Linked DNA regions of Mus musculus: region 1 is linked to region 2. Evidence: chromatin loops called from intact Hi-C (ENCODE). Cell type or tissue: left cerebral cortex. All regions are shown on one strand. Each heading gives the region's core, and the rest is flanking DNA. Links, peaks and the distances in the headings are about the cores only.

What was found. Peaks named below come from ENCODE experiments on the same cell type or tissue, not always from the same donor. Only the 100,000 strongest peaks of a DNase experiment are listed, where the experiment ranks them.
Region 1: it touches region 2 in a loop (9-fold over the local background); 1 of 42 quality-filtered maps calls a loop at or near these places.

Annotation. Positions count from the first base shown.
Region 1 is chr4:133,590,958-133,593,866 of GRCm38, forward strand. It overlaps Gpn2 (GPN-loop GTPase 2), which reads left to right. Exons shown (of 5, transcript NM_133884.2): 5 at 369-778. The coding sequence ends at 441. Among named protein-coding and RNA genes, the nearest start is that of Gm42324, 3.6 kb to the right of the region's middle. In left cerebral cortex, for the core only: a CTCF peak has its summit at 1,813 (motif pointing right); a DNase peak (open chromatin) is centred at 1,814.
Region 2 is chr4:133,669,940-133,672,848 of GRCm38, forward strand. It overlaps Pigv (phosphatidylinositol glycan anchor biosynthesis, class V), which reads right to left and starts at 2,708. Exons shown (of 4, transcript NM_178698.5): 1 at 2,380-2,708. In left cerebral cortex, for the core only: a CTCF peak has its summit at 1,378 (motif pointing right); a DNase peak (open chromatin) is centred at 1,411; H3K4me3 peaks cover 1,169 bases; H3K27ac peaks cover 1,221 bases.

The DNA.
Region 1 (2,909 bases), core at 279-2,778, 79 kb before region 2:
TGCCTTGGTAGAAAGAATGAGATGACAATAGGTACTGAGCACCTGTGTGCCAGCTGTCAGGGGTCGGGGAGGGACTCTGTCTACTTGTGATCTTGCAGAAGAGAAAAAGGGAGTGATGGGGACAGGATTTGGACACCCTGGCCTGGCTCTTGAGCATCTGCCACACCAACTGGAGGGCCAGTGCTCCCTGGTCCTTTGTGGGGAAGAAACTGGAGCCCCAAGGGAGGGCTGCAATGGGCGGCTCATACCCACCTGTGGGGGGTGGGGCAGAAGAGATGTGTGTGGGTGGTGGTCTTGAGAAGAGGGCAGCTCCTGCCCAGGCCAGTCCCCCCATCTTCTGCCGTGTCTAAGCCTTAACCTCCCCTCAGCACTCTGGGCATCCAGGAGAAGTACTTAGCACCCTCGGAGCAGACCGCAGAGCAGGAAGCCATGCAGCTGTGACACATGGGCCTGGAGAGCCGGGGACACCTCAGCGAGGTACGGACCCAAAAACCACGTCCAGCCAGAGCAGAGGCTGGGAGGAAACCTCCATCCCTGCAAAGGACTTCTAGAGAAGAAGCCACGCATAGCACCCTTTGTGGTGCCGACAAGCTCAAGCCCCAGGAGGACTGGCTCTACATGGGCTGCAGTGGATGGGCATGCTACGATAGGAGATGAGTCTCTATTTTTTTGTGACCTTAAACCTTTCTTCAACCCTCTGGACCCAGGGATTTGGAGAACAAAGAAATGTCTTTAATTAACGTTTTAATTAAATTTAATTTAATTAATGTTTTTAAATAACGTTTTTTTAGTGTGTGTCTGTGTTGCTCAAGCATGTGTGTGTGTATGCGCGCGCGCACACGCGTGTGTGGGCTGGGGGGCCTGTGTATGGAGGTCAGAGGGTAACTTGGAGCTGGTTCTTCCCTGAGTTCTGAGGTTGAACTCGGGTCAGGGACATGGTGACAGATGCTCTTGCCTGACGCTCTTGTTTCTTCAGGTCAGTGTTTCACAGCCTGGGCTCACAGCCTGGGCTCACAGCCTTGGCTAGGCAGATTACAGCTATGCACTGGACTCTTGTCGTGATTTAGTTGTTCTTCAGTGCTTTTTTAAAAAAGATTTTATTTATTTTATCTATGTGAGTACACTGTCGCTGTCTTCAGACACACCAGAAGAGGGCATCAGATCCCATTTCAGATGGTTGTGAGCCACCATGTGGTTGCTGAGAACTGAACTCAGGACCTTTGGAAGAGCAGTCAGTGCTCTTAACTATTGAGCCATCTCTCCAGCCCCTTGTTTGTTTGTTTTGTTTTTTCGAGACAGGGTTTCTCTGTGTAGCCCTGACTGTCCTGGAACTCACTCTACTGAACTCAGAAATCTGTCTCTGCCTCCCAAGTGCTGGGATTAAAGGCGTGCGCCACCACTGCATGGCTCATGGTTTTATTCTGCTTTTCTCAAATACTAGTCAAAGTTTGAAAAATTAACATAACTTGGGCTGGAGACATAGCTAGTAGTGGCTAGCACACACAAGGTGCCAGAGTCAACTCCCAGCACTTCCAAAGACAGGCAAAAGAGTCCTTCAGACAGTCCATTCTGTGTGGGGGTGAATGCCTCTAATCCCAGCACAGGACGTGGAGGCAGTAGGATTGGGAGTTGAAGGCCAGCCTTGGCTAAATAGTGAGTTTCAGACAAGCCTGGGCTGTAGAAGCCCTTGTCTAACGATCTGTGCAAAGTGAGTTATTTAAGGTATGCTAGGACTGTTGTCTGGGAACGGGAATGTTTCTCTTTGCTGTTTGTGCTGTTTGGGGGGTGGGAGGGCTGCAGTTTGCGTTTCCAGCCAGTAGGTGGCACTGTAGACTTAGTTTTCCCCATAGAACCTGACAGGAAGGGCCTGATGGCCAAGGGGCACTGGTGCCAGAGACTTTTCTGACTTTATCTATAGACCAATTGCACGCAGCTACATGTGTGCAGGGCTCGGCATTTTACACAGAACCTGCAAATACAGAATCCTCACACGTCTCTTACAGCGATCCAGAGAGAAACAAGCTAGGGAATGTCCGGAGACTGGTTCCCTCGTGGCTCACTTTGCCAAGTAACTCTGGAGTGGCCCCTCTTTGGTATACATACTGATGAAAAGTTCCAGCCACCATGCTGTGGGAGCTGCGGTCAATCAAGAGGGAACACTGAGGCATCTGTACGTGGTTCCAAGTACCGATGGAGTTGAATCGGTGGTGGGTTTCTGTGCTGCGGGCAGAGGGAGAACGCAGCTTCTTCATAAAGTCTGCCCTGAAGTGGCTCGTGTTGGCTTCCCAGTGTGGGCAGCCATAGCTGAGAGCAGGAGGGGGCAGCCAGCTTCGCTCCCACGCCTGGCTTCGGAGGGATAATAATGGGGTGCTGTTTCCCCAGCCTCTTTCATCTGAGGAGTTCAAAGTGCCTCACCCTTATTAATGCCCTGCACAGTGGGGGGAGAGTACCCACAGAGCAATCCAGGGAAACTGAGAGCAGGAGCCACAACCCGAGGTGGTGAGTCAACTGTGGGGCCTGGGGCCCAGGAATCCCGCCACCCAGGCTGCTGGGAAATGCCTCGTCTAGGGAGGAAGGCAGCTTCTGGGTTTGAATAGCATCAGTAGCTGTGGCCGTGGGTTTTGATGCTTACCCATCAGACTCACCAGAGAAAACCACATGCAGGGACTGACGGCATCACTTACAGCGTCACAGCTCAGCTGTACCCCTCAGCATACATTCACTGCGGCCACAGTGGAGGTATGGAGCAGGTTACAGCTTATTTTGAGACCTTGGTGTGGCAGCAAGCATTTTTTCCTTTGGTGAATATGGTTCACAACCAGGCTCGGTGGTGCCCATCTGTAATCCCAGACACTGGAGTTGGGGGGTCAGCTTTTGTATTAGCAAGTTCCAGGCTGGTCTGGGCTACA
Region 2 (2,909 bases), core at 75-2,574:
AACATGGCCATGGCAAACAGAGCCACCTGGCTTCCCGGTGGGAAGACTATCCTGAAGGCAGCTGGACCACTGGGTGTCACTCTTGAAGCACTCTAGGCCAGTCAGTAAGTAACACACAGATAAGCACAAGCTGGAAAGCTAAGCTCACAGAACTTTTAAAAGCCCGTTGAAATGCTTTTATGTAGGACTCAAAGACCCGGGTTCAAAGCCCAATTTTGTCACTTGCAAGTTCTCCCTTAGTCCCTCTGAGAGTCAGTCCTGTGTGTGTAAACCAGGACACTATTCTCTACCCCTCCGATCTCACCAACTCGTCATCATGGTAAAATGGACTGAACTAAAAGGTACCGCACAAGTCAATGCCGTGGCTGCTATTATTTACCTGTGCCATTTTCCCTTTTGCCCAGAATAATAAGCGAATTCCCAAACCAGAGTCCCCAAAGTGGGGCACAGAACCATCCTAGAAGCCCGTAATTACTACACATGCCAGCTTCACTCTCTGATGTGTGTTCAGCTGGTCTGTTAAATTAAGTGGAGAAGGAAAAGAAAACCACTGCTCAGCAGGACTCCGGCCAGCTCCCACTGCTAAAACAAACTCGGGGAAGACAGAGTCTACCACTCGGGACGGGGTAAACAGCCATTTCCCATCTCCGCGGGAGTGGCGGCAAACTCATACAAAAACCCAGTGCCATTCTGAGGCACAGAATGCACATCAAGGCATTTCTTTAAAAACACAATTTAATAGCAGTCACAGCTCTTACTGTGTTTAAGCAAGGAGAGGAAGAGCCCCGTCTTTCTTCTCTCACGTGGCTAACACCCTCTAAACTTTTAGGCTACACTTGCTTTCTGGAATTTTCTGATCCCACCAGACAGCCCTATATTCTCACTGCCTCATGCTCTGCCATCTTTATCTTCCTATCTGTTCCTTATGAGGACGGGGGCTTTGTCTCCTAACTCTATTATATCCCAGGACCCAGCATGTAAACAGACATCTGTTCTCCCAAGTGCACGAAGTAGCAAGGACAGGATAGAGAATCGTCAAGTTTTCTGACGCTAGAACTAAGATCACTGGTCCAAGCATTTCTCCCATCGTGTTTCTGGTTAGAAAGCAAGATGGCCCAGCGGGCAAAGGCACTTGCCACTACAGTGACCCATAGGCTGAAGATGAGAAGACACTCCCACAAAGTTGTTCTCTGTCCTCACTTAGGTGTGCCAAGGCGCACCTGTAGCTCCACACATATATACATAAACATATGCACATAAAATAGAATTAAAAAAAAAAAAAGCAAATGACAAAGTCACAGAAAGCATGGGAGAAAAGAAAAAATTCTCCGCCAAGGGAACAAGACTGGTTAATAGCGGTAGTACCCCATCCTCGGCACGAGGGGGCGCCTGCTGCTTACTTCATCACCAGGAGACCGGGAGAAAAGGAGGCCCCCTCACCTCCCAACTCCATGTCGGTTTATTTAGGACAATTCAGTTTAAAGTTAAGCCGCAGGAAACAGCATTTTCTGACTACCCACGATATCTCCAACACTGGATTCACTAAACCCAAATAAATGACAGAAACATGGACACCCAACTCAAACTCAATCAATCTCTCCCTCCCTCCCTCTCTTTTCCCTGGCCTCCAATCCGCACGCACAAAGGAGGCAGAGAGAGGAAAAGTACTGAATCCACCTCTGCATCTTGATTCTCAGTCCTTCCCTCTTTCAAACTCTGGCATCAGTGGCCACAGGAGATGCAACCCACACTCAAGTTAAACAAAGTAAAATCAAGACAGTCAATTATCTCTCTAGCTATTTTGCCAACACCCCTTTGAAAGAAGCCCCTTGCCAAATCAGACTCTTAACTGGCCGGATGCTTAGAACCAACCAGTTTCATTTTTCTTTAATTTACCCGTGAAATAGGCTCCAGAGATCTCATTAGACACCAGTAAGACTGTGTAATTACCATCGCCATTTTATGGATGTGAAAACTGAGGCTCACTGGAGCCAAGTGACACGCCCACCACTTAAAGCTCCTCACGCACTGCTTTCTAAAACCTATGTCCACAGTCAGGAGAGCTTTTTGCCATAAACAAAGGGTATGCATTCCTTGTCCAGCCAGGACATCCAAGGCTTAGCCCAGAACTTTCTCCAACTGTAGCACATGTTGTTGCTGGAAGCTTATGGTGATGGGCCCTAACTGGGAAAGATCTGTTGAACTGGAGTCCTGGATTTTCTGCGGAAGGCTAATACTCTCAAATGGGTGCTGCGTTATGACCCAGAGGCAACGTGGAGCGAGCCGCCTCCTTCTGCTAAGCCCTGCCATACTGGGAGCCCGTTCCAGCCTGCTCTTTTCGGACACAGTTCCTACCCAGGACGGGACAGTGACCCTCACCCCAAGGGAGCCACGGCCCAGGGCTTCGTCCCGGGGGAATCGCGGGGCCGGGCCAGGCAACGGGGCCGGAAGCAGACGAGGGCCGGAGGCTGCAAAGGAAGAGGCGGCGCCGGAGGCTGCTATGGCGGAGGGGCGGGGCTCCTCGCTTCTCTACAGCCTCCGCCTAATTTCTCTCGGCCTGCGTTTGACAGCTTCCCTCCCCGGAGGACTCCAGAGTTGCAGAGCTGGCGCCGGATCCTCCGCGCCCGCGCGTCCAGACCACCCCCGCGGAGCTCCAACTTCAGCGCCTCCATCCGGGTCCCGTCCGTGCCGCGCCTGCGCGCCGGCTCGGCCGACGGCGGCCCCGCCCCGCTCCTGCCCGGACTCGGAGCGCCCCGCCCCCCTCCTCGGCGGCCATGTTGACCCCAGCTAGGGCGGGGGCCGAGGCGGCGGCGGTGAGTCGCACCTTCCCGGCGTGGTGACACCTGAGGAGTAGGCCTCTTGACTCGCCAGCAGTTTGTGCGCGGGCGCTGCGCTCCCGGGTCGGGGCT